2 separate regions of the Mus musculus genome follow, and region 2 is linked to region 1. A link is a loop called in an ENCODE intact Hi-C map of the cell type or tissue named here. Cell type or tissue: left cerebral cortex. All regions are shown on one strand. Links, peaks and the distances in the headings refer to the core of each region. The heading gives the core; the rest is flanking DNA. Region 1 overlaps Snx29 (sorting nexin 29). Region 2 overlaps Snx29 (sorting nexin 29).

Region 1 (9,320 bases), core at 840-8,839:
ATTATCTCCAAACCTAACTCTTGGTCTCCTAGCTTGTCTCTCCTGGACCTCCTGCAGCAGGCAGGGTCTGGTACCCACTATCTGCTCCACCCCCTCCCCCTTGTACTTCTCTGATTACAAAGCACAGGTTTCAGGATCCACCCGCAATGAGACATCCCTCTTTGTGGGGCAGAAGTACTCCTAAACATTAGCCATGTAGCTGCCATCCTCTACTCAAACAGGCACGCAAGGATTTGAGGGCTTTCTGAAAGCTGAGGCGGACACAGAATTATATGAAATCCACAGAAACCAAAATTGGAGTCAGACCAGGGCTCAATCTTAGGAAAAACAACTCTAGAGTGTGTTATTAACTGAAGCCTCCAGCTTCGAGTGAATCTGGGGAAACTCAACCATCCGTTTAACAACCCCTGGCACTTTGCTTGCCTCCAAAGCATAGGTCAGCAACTGCCTGGCCAGCTCCAGATAAAACCAGGCCCCCGAGTGGAATGGAATGCAGGCAAGCCACAACCCTAGGTTTGTAGGGTTCTGTGGCACCAGAAGCCCTGCCTCCCCAACACACACAGGTCACAGCTAAGCTAACACAGCAGAAAAACCCAGGTGAGCGCTGTTCTGTAATTACTTACCATGACACCAAGTCAGAGGCCATTCCATGTCAACAGGCCCCGCGGGCCTCTCTGTTTGACCTAGCTAGGTCTACTTATTATCTAACATTTCACATGGGCGCACACAGAGAAGCTCCCTATATAACCACGTCAGGGAAGGTTTTGATTGCTCCCTGCCATTTTGTAAGGTGTTAATTCATACAACAGGAAATAAGCACCTGCTTTCCTCCATGTTACATTTTCTTAGCTGAGTCTGTATTTCCCAGATTCTCTCTGCTAAATGTTCTTTAACTTCACTGTGGAAGGCTGACTGCCTCAATGAAATTATCACACACAATTTACTTTCAAGTTAATGAGTTGGGACATGTTCTTAATGAGTGAGGTTTTTAATAACAATAGATGTTTTAGTTTAAAAAAAAAAATCATCCAATAATATCACCCAGGCTTCTGTGCTTACAGCTGTTCATGGGATGAAGAGCTAAAACGCAGTGTATCTTTACAATGGAGCACTACTTAGCATGCACAAAGTTGAGTTCAATCCACCACATAAAACCAGGCATGGTGATATACACCATGGCACACACCCAGGTAGTGGTGGTGGAAGTGAATATGGTGATGGTGATGACTGTCGTGGAGGGGGAGGGGAGTGTGGAGAAGAAGGTGGAGGAGGTGGAGGAGGTGGAGGTGGTGGAGGTGGTAGAGGTGGTGGTGGAGGAGGAGGTAGAGGAGGAAGTGGAGAAGGAGGTGGCAGAGGTGGAGGAGGAGGAGGAGAAGGTGGTGGAGGAGTGGGTAGAGGTAGAGGAGGTGAAGGTGAAAGTGGAGGAGGAGGTGGAAGTGATGGAGGTAGTAGAGGTGGAGTGGTAGAGGTGGCAGAGGAGGTGGCAGAGGTGGAGGTAGAGGAGGTGGAGGAGGAGGTAGAGGAGGTGGAGGAGGTGGAGGAGGAGGTGGAGGAGGTAGTACTAGGAATCAAGTTTAAGGCCTCAAGCATACTAGGTAGGAGCCCTAGCCCACATCCCATACCCACACTGGGACCTTTTTGAAAAAAATAAATGCAACCTCAAAACTGAACAAGATTGTCCTCATTTGTATCCCCAATGCAATGTGTTGGATGGATCATTAACATTGATCAATAGCACCCATAAAAATCAACCAATGAACAGCACGGCACAGAGGCAAGATGGCGTCAATCAACCACCCTTGCTGTAGCCCTGTCACGAACATGATGACCATTTGAAATGGACCACATCCTACATGTATGAATTACATGAAGTTTTTAAAAAGCAAATATACAAATACATACAAATAGAGAATAACATGTTTCAGGCCAGCAAGAAGGCTCAATGGGAAACGCACCTGCATCCAAGCCAGAAGGCTTGACTTCAATCCCTAGGGTTCAAGTGAAGAAGAGACTAGACTCTGCAAAGCTGTCTGCTCATCTCCATGCATGTGCTGTAGTATGCACATGCCACACACAAGATAAATACGCAATACAATGCTTAGAAAACACAAATGAAATTACCACAATCAAAGACATCAAAAGGTATTTTACTTCATTTTATTTATTTTAGTGTGCATACATACCCACAATGCCACAGCACATATGTGGAGATCAGAAACAATTTGTGGAATTTGTTTCCCAAGGGTCCCAAGGATCAAACCCAGGTTAGGAGACATGGTAGCAAGTGTCTTTACCTGCTGAGCCACCTCAATAGCCTAAGAGTAACTACTTTAAGTACAGAGAAAAGGGATATATTAGCTAGCTGTATGTCAACTTGACACAAGATAGAGTATCTTGGGAGAGGAACTCTCAATTGAGAAAATATACCTGTGTGCCAAGAAGCAGAAAACAACAACAAATGCATGTATGTACTCATGTATGTATGTATGCATGTATGTATGTGTGCAAGTGTGTGCTTGTATATGTATATTTGTATATATGTATATGTTTGTGTATTTCAGCTTAGATCTCATAGTGTGTCATGAAAGGAAGTCAGGACAAGAACTTAAGGCAGGAGCCAGAGAGGTGCGGTGGAGATGGTAGATAGCAATGTTTACTGGTTTGCTCTCCACGGCTTGCTCTGCTTGCTTTTATATGTAACCCGGGACCACCTGCCCAGGGGTGGCAGTGCCCACAGGGGGTGGCCCTCCTACATCAGTCATTAATCAAGAAGATGCCACACAGATCTGCCTCTGATGGAGGCATTTTCTTAATTGAGGTTCCCTCTTCCCAGATAACCCTACCTTATGTCAAACTGACAGAAAGTCATCTGCTGCAGCCCCCTTACCCAGGACAGTAGAGACACAGACAACACATACGTCTGTATGTCCATCCACTTTATCCTTTCCTTATAGTTCCTTCATATTGTATGTTACCTCTTCCCAGGAATAACCCAGAGTCCCTGCACCCACCCACCCATTTGCACACTAATACCACAGTCACTTCTACAACCTCTAATTATTATTGTAGGTCACTATGATTGTCACCACAATTTATATGACCAGATTCAGTGTCCTGAGGACAACTGCCCTGCCATGCAGTGTGTCTCCAGTGAGTACAATGTCCTCCAACAAAGCCCTCAACACCAAGAGTGATGAAGAGTCCTCTGGCCTCTCATTGGCACTGAAGTGCATCCTTGGTGTAAAATAAAAATGCAGGTTGGACATGGTGGCACGCCTTCAATCCCAGCATTCAGGAGGTAGAGGGAGGTAGATCTCGGTGAGTTTAAGGTCAGCCTGATCTACACAATCAAAGTGTCAAATCCATTAAGTTCTTACTAGGTCTGAGCAGCAAATGCCACTATAGCTACGGATCACCAAGTCTTCAGAAGTGAGAGAATCATTGTCCTCTCATTTGTCTGTTACAGGAGAGACTAACACAGTCCATATTACACAGCGGGCTGTCAGTGACTTGTGCCATGGTGGGCCTGACACTGGAGCCCATGTTGCATGCTAGCTGCCTCTCACCTCCACCAGCAGGACAGTAGGAGAGTGGGGAATGAGGCTTCCATGCTACTCACGGCACTTCTCAGGAACCATCCCTTACACCCTAAATAAATGTTTATCTATAGTTAGATATGAAAATGTGCTCAGATTTTTTAAATATCCAAGAGTTCTACATCTGCTAAAAATAATCTTTTTTCTAGGAAGGAATCACCTCATAGCCGAGCACAGTAATACATGGTTGTATTGCTAGCACAGAGAGAAGGCGCTATGAGGCCACTTGTTCAACACTAGCCTGGGCTGAGGATGTAACTCAGGACACCTACATAACATGTCTAAGACACTGGATTACAGCCCCAGTATCGTATGTACAAAATAATTTTTTTATAATTTTGTTAATAAGACAAAAGCACGCAGGCCTAGCGGCTCACCATTGTGGTAGAATGCCTGCATAGCAAGCATGGCATACTTGGTTCCATCATCAATATAAAGTAAAAGTAAAAATAAAAAGCCACCGGGAGTGGTGGTACATGCCTTTAATCCCAGCACTTGGGAGGCAGAAGCAGGCAGATTTCTGAGTTCGAGGCCAGCCTGGTCTACAGAGTGAGTTCCAGGACAGCCAGGGCTACACAGAGAAACCCTGTCTCGAAAAAAAAAAAAAAAAAAGCCTATGTGGGGGAGACATCAGATCCAACTAACCAAGCCCAGGAGACATGCCCAGGCTAATAAGAAGACAGCTTCCAGTTACCACCTTCAACTAAAAAGAGGCTGGTAGGCAACAGGTGACACATTAAAGAGTCACGTGATAAACACAGTCATATAAAATGGGGAAATGTTCTTCAAAACCTTCTGAGGCCTAGGATGTGGCTAATAATGTGTATGCCCAACATTCATGTAAGCCCCTGGTTCAATTTCTGGTACTATGTAAGCCACACCTGTGATCTCAGCACTCAACTGGCAGAGGCTTGAGGTTCAAGGTCACCCTCATCTACACAGGGAGCTCAAGGCCAGCCTGGGCTACAAGAGACCCTACCAAGGAAGGCAGGAAGGCAGGAAGGCAGGAAGGCAGGAAGGCAGGAAGGCAGGAAGGCAGGAAGGCAGGAAGGCAGGAAGGCAGGAAGGCAGGAAGGCAGGAAGGCAGGAAGGCAGGAAGGCAGGAAGGCAGGAAGGCAGGAAGGCAGGAAGGCAGGAAGGCAGGAAGGCAGGAAGGCAGGAAGGCAGGAAGGCAGGAAGGCAGGAAGGCAGGAAGGCAGGAAGGCAGGAAGGCAGGAAGGCAGGAAGGCAGGAAGGCAGGAAGGCAGGAAGGCAGGAAGGCAGGAAGGCAGGAAGGCAGGAAGGCGGAAGGCAGGAAGGCAGGAAGGCAGGAAGGCAGGAAGGCAGGAGGAAGCAGGAAGGCAGGAAGGCAGGAAGGCAGGAAGGCAGGAAGGCAGGAAGGCAGGAAGGCAGGAAGGCAGGAAGGCAGGAAGGCAGGAAGGCAGGAAGGCAGGAAGGCAGGAAGGCAGGAAGGCAGGAAGGCAGGAAGGCAGGAAGGCAGGAAGGCAGGAAGGCAGGCAGGCAGGCAGGCAGGCAGGAAGGAAGGAAGGAAGGAAGGAAGGAAGGAGAGAGATCCATTGATAGATAGATAGATCTAAGCCATCTGTTTCCTAAATGTCCAGGGAATGTACGTAACGTTTCCACACAGGTTAAGATCATTACAAGGGCCTTGAGAAAAGATGGCTCAGCAATGAAAAAGGATCTGCTCTGGCAGAGGACCCTGGTTTGATTCCCAAGTACCCACAAGGCAGTTCACAACTGTCCATAAAAACAAAAAACAAAAAACAGAGAAGAACAACATCTGCTTTGTTTTTCTGCCTCCTGCAAAGTAGCCTCCCTCAGCCCTGAAGCAGGCTGATCCAGACTTTGACCTTGCTGCCACTGAGAAGGAAATTACCTAGAGTGGAGCCTTCTGACCTAGATGGCTCTTTTGTTCTGCCACCTGCCACTGCTCTCTCCAAGACACTGCTACCTGCTGAGAAGCACCTGATACATTCCGGGGGAGCATCCTATTCTGCACATCACCTACAGGCTGGCTCCAGACACCAAGAATGGACTTGCGGAGAATGGGCCTCCCCCTTTTATAAGTAGACTCTTTTAGTAAACTGGAGAGCCTCGAACAGAATCATGTCTTGGCTCCATTAACCTCACGCCCTCTAAGTCTCTTTCAGCCCCAGCCTGCCTCCCTGGTGTACCCGGTCCTTGTAAGCCGCAGGCCAGCATACAACACTGCAAGATGTTTTTTGTTTTGTTTTGTTTTGTTTCAGCTATTTTTAATTCCTCAACAGGTAAAGAGAACATCACACATTCACAATAGCCCTCCTTTCCCCGGAATGTCTGGATAGGAGAGAGTTCCTCGCCTAACCTCAATACACCCTCAGCTCAACACCTGAGCCAGCTCACAGCACAAGTGACGAGGGCCCAGCAAGTGTGAGGACACCGCAGGTGTAGAAGGGCAAACACACTTGCTAAGGAACAAAGCTGACTCCCCGCAGGCCCATGGAAAGGAAGGGCTGCACGCCGCTGACTCCCAGCCTCACGTGACTATTGTATTCTCTCTATCCCCACAGACAGGGAAACAGGCAAGTCGGGAACAGCCCAAACCTAGAGCGTGGTGTGGCCTGGGCAATGCTGGGCTCAAGCTCCGCAGTCCCAACCCTGTGCTCTCCAGCGCCCTGCACTCCTCATCTCTAACTGAAGGGAAACTTCCCCATTGTGCTCTGCTGTCCATGGAGGACAGCCATGCATCCAGCCTCTGAGCTCCCACTCCAAGAGAAGGCAAACGAGTCCGAAGTCACGGAACAAACCTGTTCTGAGGGAAAACAAGTGGCAGTGACAGGCAGGGTTGAGAAGCAATGGCTGCCGCTCTCTTCTAGGACAGGACCTGTCTAAAGGGAAAGGCAAGCCTCAGCTACACTTCTGAATGCTGTTCCATCCTGCACAGGAGAACCTCTGGATCTTGCTGTGGCAACCTCACAAGACCAAACTCTCAAATAGCACTACTCTCTCCCTCCCTCTGTCTGTCCCCACCACACATGCAGGTCCACTGATAAACACTGTGCATCGAGTCAACCCCCAAACTCATAGCAGGTCCAGTGCCAAAGGAATTCATTCCCTCCCAGCACCTTAGCAACTTCTGTCTGTCGTACCTGAGGACTCACTGGCACTTCTCTCGTCTCTCTTCTTCAGCTTGACTTACTGCTGCTGTGACTAGCACCATGTGACAGATTACAGACTATTCCTCAACGTAAATATGATTTAAAGACACATTCTGACTCTGCCAGGGTCAGACAAGTGACACCTGCACTGCTTAAAGACTGAGCTGTAAGAAACATAGTAATGGGAAATCCTCTGAACAGCTACCATTGTGTAGGTCAGAAATGAGCAAATATTTGCCATTTCATTTCGTTCCACTTCATACCAAGCCAAGCCTGAACCTGGGGAGGACCTGAAAGGAATTTAATATCATGACATTTAGCATTGAACACTTGCAGAAACGCAAACCTCTCAGTTGGGGAGCACAGACAAGGAAGGAGGGGAAGATGTGTGGGTACAGCGGAGCCACACTGGGGACCAGGCCTGGCTCCACTCTCCACTCCACTTCCCAAATCTCCATACCAGTCTTGGTCATGATGAAGCTTTCGCGTCTGTGATAAAGAAACCATCCCTCTTTCCTGCTACAGCTTACGGCAGTGGTTCTCAACCTTTATGCTGCAAGCCTTCAATACAGTTCCTCCTGTTGTGGTGACCCCTACCATAAAGTTATTTTCATTGTTACTTCACAACTGTAATTTTGCTACTATTATGAATGTAACATAATACCTGTTTTCCAATGGTCTTAGGTGACCCCTATGAAAGGGTCATTGGGCCCTACCCCCATCTTTGCCTCCCCCACCCACCCATACCTCTGCCTCCACCCTTACCTCCACCCACAACAAAGACATCTTGACCTACAGGTTAAGAACCACTGGCCTAATGTGAAACTAATAATTTTGCCACCATCACTGTCAGACTGCATAATACCATCAAATGGACTGTCATCCCAACACATAGGCAAAGCCAACAAGTATGTTTGTTCCCATTATAAATGCCCCTTCTCAGTAGAGAAGCCAACAGGGTCCTAGAGCTCCCTCAGCCAGATCCTCCTGCCAGCACCCAGCAGAGAGCAGAGATTCCTGAGTGAACAGCTGGCATTTTCTCTGGCATCCAGGCCATCCCTACTTGGGAGGTATTCCTGGTGTGCCAGCCTCTGGATTCGAAAATTACCGGCCTCCTTTCGGTCCTGGCATCTAATTCTCATTAGTCAAAACATTCCCTAGGTCACATTACTAGTCAATCCTGAAAATCTCTGGCAAGCACACCACTATACCACTGTCTGTTCATCTTCTGTTGCTATAACAAAATACTTGAGACTGGGTAACTTATAAAGAAAAAGGGTTTATTTTGTTTTAAGGTTCTAGAACAAGGTAAGGATCTCCTGCTTCAACTCAAGGAGGAGAGCAAGAAAGGCAGGGAGGTATATGCAACATACAGAAAGGACTGAAACCCACAGCAAACTCACTCCTCAGCTGAGGGCAGCTTCACCCACACAGCCTAACCACCTCCCCACACATTCCCACTGAGGAATTCACCAATACATGAACTCTGAGGGAACAAACTCACACCATAGCAACTGTCCTGACAAAGATTCCAAATGATGCCACCCAACCCAGCTGGACTCATGCTTCAGGCAAAGCTGAACCCTAGAAGTTTGTTATGTTTACTACATTTATTTATTGTGTGTATATGCATACACATGCATAGAAGACAGAGAACAACTTATGGGAGTCCCGGGGTTTTAATTTTGTTCACCACATATAGCTGCTTGGATTCTCATGCTAATCAGGTTCCCAAAAAACTTGTTTGCAGTATCCCACCCCCAGTTGTTTCTGGTTGGTAAATAGAGATGTTGACAGTCAAAGGCTGAGCAGGGAGACAGAGGTGGGACTTTTAAGCCAAGAAGGTGCAGGTTGGGGGGTTCGGGGGGGGGGGGGGTTGCGGGGTGGAGCATAGCCACCATGTGGGAGGTAGGAGGAGCAGCTGCAAGAGGGCCCCCCAACTGGGTCTAAGGCAGCAGAGATGGAATATAGATTTTAGTAAGTAATAACTTGGGGATATCAGAGGGTGGACCAGCCACATAGAGTTTAGGAAGTGGCCCAACCATTGAGCTGTCTAAGGCATATAAAGGCTGTGTGTGCATGTACTTCATTCAGGAACCCAAAACACTGGGGTGGGTAGCAAGGAATGCGCACTGCAGCTGCCACCTGGATCAACTTGGGTAGCGATAATTGGGATCTACAACAACCAGGCTTGATGGCAGACACCTCTATAGCCACCTGTGAGCCATCTCACAGGCCCACAAGATCTCTTCAGACAGCAAATTTACAATGACATTCAGGGATGGTACTTGGCATTTTACACATCTTATTGGGTTGGAGAGATGGCTCAGCAGTGAAGAGTACTGACTCCTTTTCCAGAGGACCCAAGTTTAATTCAAAGAATAAATTAAATTAAAAAATTAAAATTCCGAACCGGGCAGTGGTGGCACACGCCTTTAATCCCAGCACTTGGGAGGCAGAAGCAGGCAGATTTCTAAGTTAGAGGCCAGCCTGGTCTACAGAGTGAGTTCCAGGACAGCCAGAGCTACACGGAGAAACCCTGTCTCAAAAAACCAAAAAAAAGAAAAAAAAGAAAATGAAAATTCTA
Region 2 (9,320 bases), core at 734-8,733, 380 kb before region 1:
GTAGGAGTAGGTATCTCATTGATAGCCCAGTGAGATAACCACTCATGGTCACCCTAGACAGCACATTTTAAAGTTGGAAGTGAAGGCTGTGTGACTACCTGACCCACAGACAGAAAAGCTCTCACCAGGATGAGGTGGCACCACGGTGAAACGAGTCACCTCAGCGCCTGGTGCCCATGTGCTGCCACCACACCTCCACTATTACAGGGGGTTGGTACTTCTTCTTCTTCTTTTTTTTTCCCACTAACCCTAAATTGGATGGAGGGTACTGTGCCAAAAATAACCTAATCTGTTTCCCTTTCTCCAAACTGGATGTTCTGAGGCTCCAATGTTTAAAAATAAAAGCCACGAAGTAGGGCAGGCAATTGTAGTAATATCTATGCTGCTAAGCCATATCCTTTGGGGACTAAAGTGAGACTCTGAACACGAGCTAGGCTGTAACTGCAGTCAGAACGGCACCCTGCAAAGGCACATACTTGGTAGCATTTCTTTTAATACTCTTAAGCCTCTGGGGTCTTTGTGACTCAGCCCTGTTTTACAGGTAAGGACACTGAGGCAGAGAGTGAGCCAGGCCACAGGCTATGAAGGTCTAACACTGACTGCAGGTCTGTGTGACCAAGTCTTGCTCTTTCTGCATTCACATGGCTGCAATGTGGACAGAGCTCCCCCACTGCAGTCTGTAGTGAACATGCTTGCTGTGCCCCTGACATCTCACAATGCCACACACTCTCTGCCCTGTTCCTATGGAGCTCAGGAATTCTGTGCACATCCCCACGAGCGATGCCAGCAGCTGTAACGATTGTAGCTCTGTGGTTCCTGCACAGCTCAGCCTCAGCATGCCACCTCCAACACTGTCTGCAGAAGGGGGAATGGAGGCACAAAGCCTGTGGAGGGGCAAGTCCACAGTTAGTGAGTAGGATACAGCCTCAGGCCACACCCAGCCCAGAGCCCTCCATCTCCACAGATGCCACTACTGAGCCCTTGAAAGGAAAAAGTGCCAAATGGCTCTAAGTGGCAACAGGATGGCAGCTTCCTGTTGTATTTGTAGGTTCTCAACCTGCCTTCCCAGAACAAGTCAGTGAAAAACATCTGCAGCCCTGTCGCAGCAAGTTCCCGAGTATGAACAAGAGGAACCCAAGCAGCTCTGCTCCTTTCCCAGGCAGTGGCCTACCACGGCTCCCGAGTCCTCCACCACTCCTGAGTCCACACCTCCCAGGCAGTGGTCTACCACTGCTCCCGAGCTCCACTGCTGGGCTGGCAGATTATGGGTCTCGATGTTCTAGGGCCATTTAGCATACAATGGGCATATTGGACACACAAGGGACATGAAAGGGCTATGGCTCCCAAGCAAGCCAGCTAGGAACAACAGGTCAGGCACAGTGTGGAGCAGACATCTGAGACCATGCTCTACAGTAATGCCAGACCCAAGTTCCTCACTGCATCTTCCTCAGCATCATTTTCCAAACCTTTCTTTCTGAAACCTGCACTACTTGAAGTGCAGGCTGTGGTAGGATCTAGGGCAGTGCCAGACAGCTGTCTGTGGTCATCATTTGGAGGGGCTGCAGCAGGCACAGATTGTACCCAGGGGACTTCCCCAGGAAACAGAGAACAGCCGCATGCCCCCCACCAGGCTTTATTCTGACTTGGGCAAAAGGACCCCGAATAGCAACCCTGAACATGGATGGCACTGGTGAACTAGTAGGAGAGGCAGAAAAGCTCTGTGGCTCGTCCCTCCCCTTGTGACCCCAGTCCCACACCCAGCAGCGCACTGCCTTACTTCATCCTCACGCTCATTTTCTCACCTGGGGAAGTAACAGCAACACAAACACCAAGGGAGCAAGTGGGTTCCAGTGACCCAATGGGAGGAAGCCCCGGCCTAGCTCAGGGCATCCGACAGGGTGAAGAACACATTGTTTTCAACACCTGTCTCACTCCTGTCTATGGAGCCCACAGGTCTGCAGATAGCTTTACAAGATCCAACGAGCCTGCTCAGACCATGTCAACATGGCAACACGGCACCATAGTCACAGGGTCCTGTTTCTCTATACACTGTTCACTGCAGAATGAGGGCTTCCCACAGCTGCCCGTTGAGAAAGGCCACGCCCAAAAGCACGCTGGCCCAAGCAACCCCTCCACACTTTCCTGCTTCCCCTATGTTGACCCTGATGGCTAACTCAGTACACTGCTACACTGATGGGGTGGCAGGGATGCCACCACAATTGTGGGCACACCACCTGCTGTGTGGGGCCTCTGCCAACTTAGCAGCCTAGGAGCAGAGAGCTTGCTACTCTTGATGCTCTGAGGCTGTGCTTCACAGGCTGTTCAGACAAAGGAGGAACTCTGGAAAACCCTGATCCCCTTCAACCCTGACAGTTCCTTCCCAGCTTCCCCTCTGCCTGGCCAGGCTACATTCTACCCTGTCTCAGGGCCCAACACTGGTCATCGCTGTGTTTTGTTCCTCCCTCTTTCTTTGGCCGCCTCAGTGACTCCCAAGTCAGTCGTTCTCACTAGTGTCCTGGGAACCTGCATCCTGAAGAAGGATGCTCCAAATCCCTAAGTGAGAGGAGTCTTCATGATTTCAATTCCAAAAATCAGACTTGAAGATTGCACCAACAAGAACCTGTTCTTAGAATATCCTCATGTTTTCCACTCACTATTATAGCAACTCACAGTGACCAGTGCAGTAAACGGGCAATACTAGCTTGGGTTAGACTGACATAGCAACAGCCTAGAGTGAATACCTTAGGCAGGGAGGACTCCAGCCAATACCACCAGCACTGCTACAGCAGTGTGTGCCATGCCTACCTCCTAGGGAGGCTGTAACTACACAGATTCATGCTTCTAGAGTGTGCTTTCTTACAGCTCCTGTGATACATCCTATGCAGATTAACATACTAGTGTTTACTGTCTTTGCAAGGATGTTCCTGTGTTTGCCATTTCGCTCAGCATTTGCAAAGGCAGGATGAGCAACAGGGAAGAATGAAAATGGAGAGGAGGAAGGGAGAGGGATATGAGCCTCGAAACACAACAGCTCAGGAGGGCTGGGTGCAAGGCTAACAACCTCGAGGGTTTGTAGCCTCCCTCAGCCCTGAAGCAGGCTGATCCAGACTTTGACCTTGCTGCCACTGAGAAGGAAATTACCCTAAGGGGGAGCCTTCTGACCTAGATGGCTCTTTTGTTCTGCCACCTGCCACTGCTCTCTCCAAGACACTGCTACCTGCTGAGAAGCACCTGATACATTCTGGAGGAACATCCTATTCTACACATCACCTACAGGCTGGCTCCAGACACCAAGAATGGACTGGCAGGGGATGGACCTTCCCCTTGTATAAGTAGACTCCCATAGTAAACTGGAGAGCCTCGAACAGAATCATGTCTTGGCTCCATTAACCTCACGCCCTCTAAGTCTCTTTCAGCCCCAGCCTGCCTCCCTGGTGTACCCGGTCCTTGTAAGCCACAGGCCAGCATACAACAAGTGTTGCCCAGTGCCTCCTAACTAAATAGAGATGCAAGGACAGAGACTGCCCCCTGCCCTGGGTGGGGCGGGGGAGCTCCCTGGGATTAGAGTCCACAGAAGGACAGAGTCCAGCAAAGCAAGCCATGATCCTTCGCGCCCCAAATGCCAGTGCAGTTACACTTATTTTTAAACCCTTTCTGCTTGCGGCCATGTAGCTTGTGCATCAGTGATGTCCTGAACATCTCTGAAGTAATGAGGACTGTGGAGCCTAGAGGGCTCTTGACGATCCACCACACTGACTCAAGATAAAAAGTTCTGAGCTGTACGAGTCAGTAACACCTTTTGAAGCAAAAAAGCCTCCATGTGGGCTCAAGTGGGCCCTGGCAGAGCACACAGCAGCCCACTGCGACCCTGGACTAAACTTAATTGCTCTCTGGGAGAACATGGCTCTTCTAGTCTCATCAGAAACTATATTTAACAATGTTTGGAGTAAAAGCAACAGTGGGTGGAGAAACACGGCCCACACTTCTGCTGAACCTCCACGTGGGGGTCTGTGCTGTGACCTACTTTATTCTGTCTCCCCCATCTGTCCCTCCCAGGGACATGGACGCTTCCAAGGGATGAGTTACACTGCAAAGAAACATTTTAATGATAATATGGTAAGTGGCAGCCTAGCAAATCACTGAGGCCATGTGATGTGAAGTCAGGCTCCCTTCCTTAAGGGCCTCACCTTCCCTGGGTCTGAGCAAACCTCTGCAGCAGGTTACATCCCTTGGGACCCACCAGGAGAGAACAGACAACGTGGGGCTCCTGAGTGGTCAGTGAGAGCTGCTATCTTTCTTCTCCCTACCTGGAGGTGGGGACTCCAGCACTCCCGTGTGCCACACTGGCACAGAAGCCAAGGTTGAGAAGAAATGCCCTCTTCCCATTGCCCTACTTTCAGCCTCAGCATTGGGTGCTGCAGGCTTTGTTGCCAAGGGAGGAAACAGGCCAAAAGTGGGCACACTCGACCTCCCAAACACAAAACAACACTGACAACTGCAAAGTATATGTGGAAGCAGGCTACATGCAACACCAGACCCAAGACTGCAGAACTCTGAGAACTTATAGGCACATTCAGGAGGGAATTCACCAGCCAGCTCCTCTCAGAAACTCTGATTGGCCCTGATCCCTGCCCCATCTCCAGGTGGCGCAGGCTACTGGAACAGGAAGTAAACTACGTCTGGCTCACAGAACAGAATGACAGGCACATGGTATAAGCAGATGCAGAATGAATGACAGCAGTGTGGGGGACAGGGTATATCAAGTCCATTACCTATGTGAAAGGGTTCCTAGAAGGATGGTCAAGATCCAGGGCCATGCCTTTGAGTCTCTGCAGTTAAGCAGGCCCTGTGAGTGTAAGACTGTGAGCAAGTAAGAAACCAGCCAGAGAATCATGTGTGTGCTAGGGAAGCTGGGTTAGCATCTAAGAGACAAAGGCCTAGGAGTACAGAGTCACCAGTGCCCAAAGCTGAGTGTCGTATGGTGGGGACAGGTCAAGATCAATCTTATGTTCAAGAGAAGCCTGGCATTATTTCAATGTCTTAACCTGATGTTTTTAGCTGTTTTACAATGGCAACTGCTTCACTTAAAAACAGACAAGAAAACCCCACTGTCCGCTCATATCAAAAGCAGAAGGATTGGGTCTGTCCATGGGGCTGTAAGTTTCTCAGCTACATCCCCAACCTAGGGGAGGGCACCATCCCGCCCAGGCTTCCCACAGGCTGGGAGGGGCCCTGAGATCAGCCATGTCTCCTCTCTGGCTGGCCTTTGCTTTGCTTTTCCACGTTATAAAATAGTTCACATATGTAATCGCATTGCTATAATCTTGAACTGCTACAAATCCTTGCAGGATTGGTATACAATCCTTACTGGCAACCTTCACACAGCTCCACCAGTAAAACAAGCACAGCAGCCACGCAGTGAGAGCCTAGAGGACGATGAGATGAGGCAGGAGCATGGGGCTGGCCCAGATCACCTCAACACTCTTAGGAATCACATGTGTGGACATTCACTCACTAGATGGGACCTTTAAGATCCTGAATCAGTGTCTAAAAAAAAACAAGGTGCAAGCTGTAGAGATTTGTTAACATGATGCTTTAAGGGATTTATTTCTTTAGTTGACAAGTTCATATATGTGTATGCATGTGTATTTATGTGTGCCTATGTGCATATGTGCCTGCTTCTGTGTATCTGTGCATTTGTGCACGCACACACACACACACACACACACACACACACACACACACACACACCTGTCTGTGTATGCCTGTGTAGTGTGTCTGTGTAACACAGATAGAAAACATCTTGGGGATCCCTACCAACATGTACAAGACTTGGCTGCAGATTACCTCTCTGACCCTAAAATAAGAACAACCTATAGCTTTCACCTTGCAATCTCGCCTACTCACAAGACAGGAGAGGGAACTTAATTACTGCAATTTCAAAGAAAGCCAAAGGGATAAGACTATTGGGGGTTGACCAGAGTACAGCCTAGTGTTTACTCAAAATTCCACTTCCCCAAATTTTCTGCTGAAATTCTTTTGTTCTTTAAACCCACAAAATTGGACCCTGTGTTCTGTGTGCTAATCAGGAATAGACAATTTCTCTCTCAGCACTGACTGGCACTAACAGCTGGACCTTCAGTCCCTGCTGGACACACTGACATATAGCTGTCACAATCCAGCGACCTAGCATGTAGGAATGAACGCTGGTCTGTGGCACTGGACTGCTGGAGCCAGCTGGGAACCATCGTGTCCTTGGGGACCATCCTTCTCTCAGATTCCCTGTCATCAGTCCTTCTGGGCCTGGACTGGAACTCCCTTAAAAAGCCCAAACTGCTGGGGCTCAGAGGGAAAGGCTAATTCCCAACAGATACCCAGGCTGGAGCTGCCTAAGAGATGAGCTAGTGTTCTTCATGATGTAACATGGCACTACTAATAACTGGATAGTGGGGAAATGTGGTGTCCCAATTCATCTCTTTTAAATAGGAGAAACGGCATCTTTCAATACACAATGCATTAGACTTATGTCTCTTCACAAAACCTCAAGAGTAGCAAAACCAGTGAGTGACCTTCTCAGCTACAACAAAAGGATCTTTGCAGAGAGTAGCTCTCTGCCTGTCTGTCTGTCTGGTCAAAGTTCAACCTGGAAACTCTGGGCACATCCCACAGAGTAGAAATCCACCCATTTCTGGTTAGAACATCGCTGTGTGGTGAACAGCCCAGGTACCTTTCTGCATACTGTTTTAAAGAGCCTCAGTGGAAGGACACTCTAATTTTGTCCCTGGAAATTATACAGACTCAGACAAGGGCTTCTCAAGTGAGATTCTCAAACCCACCTGTGGAGATTTTTCTGAGGCTTTTCACACCTGGGACTTCCACAAGGAGAGTATATTATAAATAGTATCATTACCTTCCCACACCTGGAGACCATGAGAATAACAGGACTTCATGATCTTGGCCATCTTAACTCAAGGACATAAATGATCCAGACAATGAAGGCATTTGGGACAGAGCACCACTCCAAAGCACTGCCTAGATACATCTTCCTAACAACAGCACCAGAGTTGTGGGTACATGGAACCAGTAAGCAGAAGCATCATGTGGTGTGGGACAAGTGAAGAGGAAGATGCCATCACCTCAGGGCACAGATGCCAGGTCAGGAAGACAACTCTTTGTTGAGTCTATGAACTATGCATTGCAAATATCAACACTGAATGTTTCATTTTGGGAGCACTCAGAAAGTGAAAAAAGACAGGTATTTTTCCCTTGGCCTGGATCTCCCAGTGCTGCAACCAGTTCACTGGGTAAAGGCACATGCTCCCAAGCCTGGTGACCTGAGTAGAACCCCTAGGACCTACATGGTGGAGGGAGAAAAACAACTCCTGCAAGTTGTCCTCGGTCTTCCACACATGAGATGTAGCACACAATACACATGCACACACAAGTAAAAGCATGTAATAAAAACAATTAAACTCAGTCTTGAACGGAGGACCATCAAGGATGTCCATTCAGACACTAGGTTGGTAAGGTCCAGGGTGGAATTAGCGTTTCAGCACCACCGACAGCTCCCAAGCCCCATAGCGCCACAGCACCAGGGAACCTACAGAATCTCTGGCTCCTAACTCTCTAAAGGTGCAAAGGGGGCAGAGTGCAGTGTCCAGGAGCATGCCCCAGGGCAGGTACTCACACAAAGAAGGGCACCAGCTGCACCAGGGTCTCCTTCTTGGGGTTGGCAGCAAACTCAGGCACCATCTGGATGACCTTGTTCATGACGCTGCGTAGGTAGCTCTGGAGTTGCTTTCGCCGCTCTTCCACAAACTTGGCATCCTAGGGACACAGGTGGAAGGTGTACACTCAGTAAACTTGTTTCCTAAGTTCAGAGATGATCTTGTCCCACATGCACCCATCAGGTGACACTGGCAGAGGGGCTGCAGTAGAGAGTGGCATGCTGGCTTGCTATGTGCAAGACTCTGTTCTATTCCATCATGCCCAAGGTGGGGTAGGCATCAGCCAAGGGGCACGCCTATGCACAAACCATCTGCATGACTTCACATGTGCTATGGGAAGGATGACTGGAAAGGTGGCCCAATATCTGTGTAGAGTATGATTCCAAAAATGGCTGAGTGAGTGAATGAGTCACCAGGTGTGGCTGTTATTTCTTAGATGCCACAATAGTCCAAGTGTGGCATCAGAGACCAGGGCCAGAGCAGTAAATACAAGCCATCATTGCACTGACTCTAACGGAGGTCACAAAGACAGCATAAATGCCTGTAGTAACCACACAGGCGTATAAGGTTATCAACCACACTGCTACTCCTCTGCAGTACATGCTCAGTTTATCTTCAGTTTTTCAAAATATGAACCTGTCACTGATTACACAAGGTTCAACATGTGGCTAAAGCTGCATGGCACAGCCCTCAGGTGGGCACAGTGTCCAAGTCACAGTCACACCTGGGTGTGCACTGGAGGCTCACCCTTACTTGGGCTTACTCTGTCTTGTGTCTTTCTGGCCATTGCAGGCAGGGTTAGCTCCTCCAGACAGTACCCTGCACCATTGCACCTATGCTTGGAACTCTGTGATGATCTGATGCCTCCCCCTCAAATTCCCTGCCTACTTCTACTCTTGCCCAGGTGGGTCCTGGATTATGACAAAGAAATGTGGGCAGTATGGATGCCAGCAGAGGCCTTACTGGGCAAGTGGTGGCTTGGTGTGGAGAGAAAGCTGTGGAGGGGCAGGGACTTGTAGTCTCAATCTGGTAGATCACACAGCAACGGTGGAAAGTGTTGCCTACAGCAGAGCTCCACCCTTGCACTGGACCACAGAGTAACCCCCTGAGCCAGAGGGAGCTCATCTCACCAGGGTCTTAGGAATACTCTGCCCACTGTATTGGATGGTACCTAGACAAATAAGCCTCCTAGTGCTTCGCTCTCCAGCAGAGAACTCCCAAACAGCCTGGGATAAGCATGAGTGAACAGGATGCCTGGTGACAGAGACTGGCTTATTTTCATAAGTCCACTGAAATAAGGCTCTGCAGTACCAGGCACACTTAGTTAAGTTACATATATTACTGTGGTTTTTCTGAGACTTCAGTACCATGTGTGTGCTCTGAGAAGTCTCCTTGAGGAACTGTATGGGAGGAAGAACCAGGGAGAATCTATTAGCAGGTGACGTCTTCTTCTCCATGAGTTGCCCCAGTGTGCAACTCTAGTGCTGAGGGCTGGATGGGCACAGCCAGCACTGCCCCAGGCTTAAACCTCCACAGCCTGGTGGGATCAAGACAAATAGGATCTTCCAGCCCTTGACCTGTGCTCACTGGGTC

Evidence for each region. Hi-C counts contacts between places; a loop is a spot of excess contacts. Peaks named below come from ENCODE experiments on the same cell type or tissue, not always from the same donor. Only the 100,000 strongest peaks of a DNase experiment are listed, where the experiment ranks them.
Region 2: it touches region 1 in a loop (20-fold over the local background); 2 of 42 quality-filtered maps call a loop at or near these places.

What each region holds. Positions count from the first base shown.
Region 1 is chr16:11,356,945-11,366,264 of GRCm38, reverse strand. The region is part of intron 3 of Snx29 (sorting nexin 29); the gene reads right to left. Among named protein-coding and RNA genes, the nearest start is that of Snx29, 39 kb to the right of the region's middle. In left cerebral cortex, for the core only: no CTCF peak of the experiment used is centred there; no DNase peak of the experiment used is centred there.
Region 2 is chr16:11,736,801-11,746,120 of GRCm38, reverse strand. Snx29 (sorting nexin 29) reads right to left here. Exons shown (of 21, transcript NM_028964.4): 20 at 7,688-7,827. Among named protein-coding and RNA genes, the nearest start is that of 4833415N18Rik, 38 kb to the left of the region's middle. In left cerebral cortex, for the core only: no CTCF peak of the experiment used is centred there; DNase peaks (open chromatin) are centred at 2,937 and 3,971.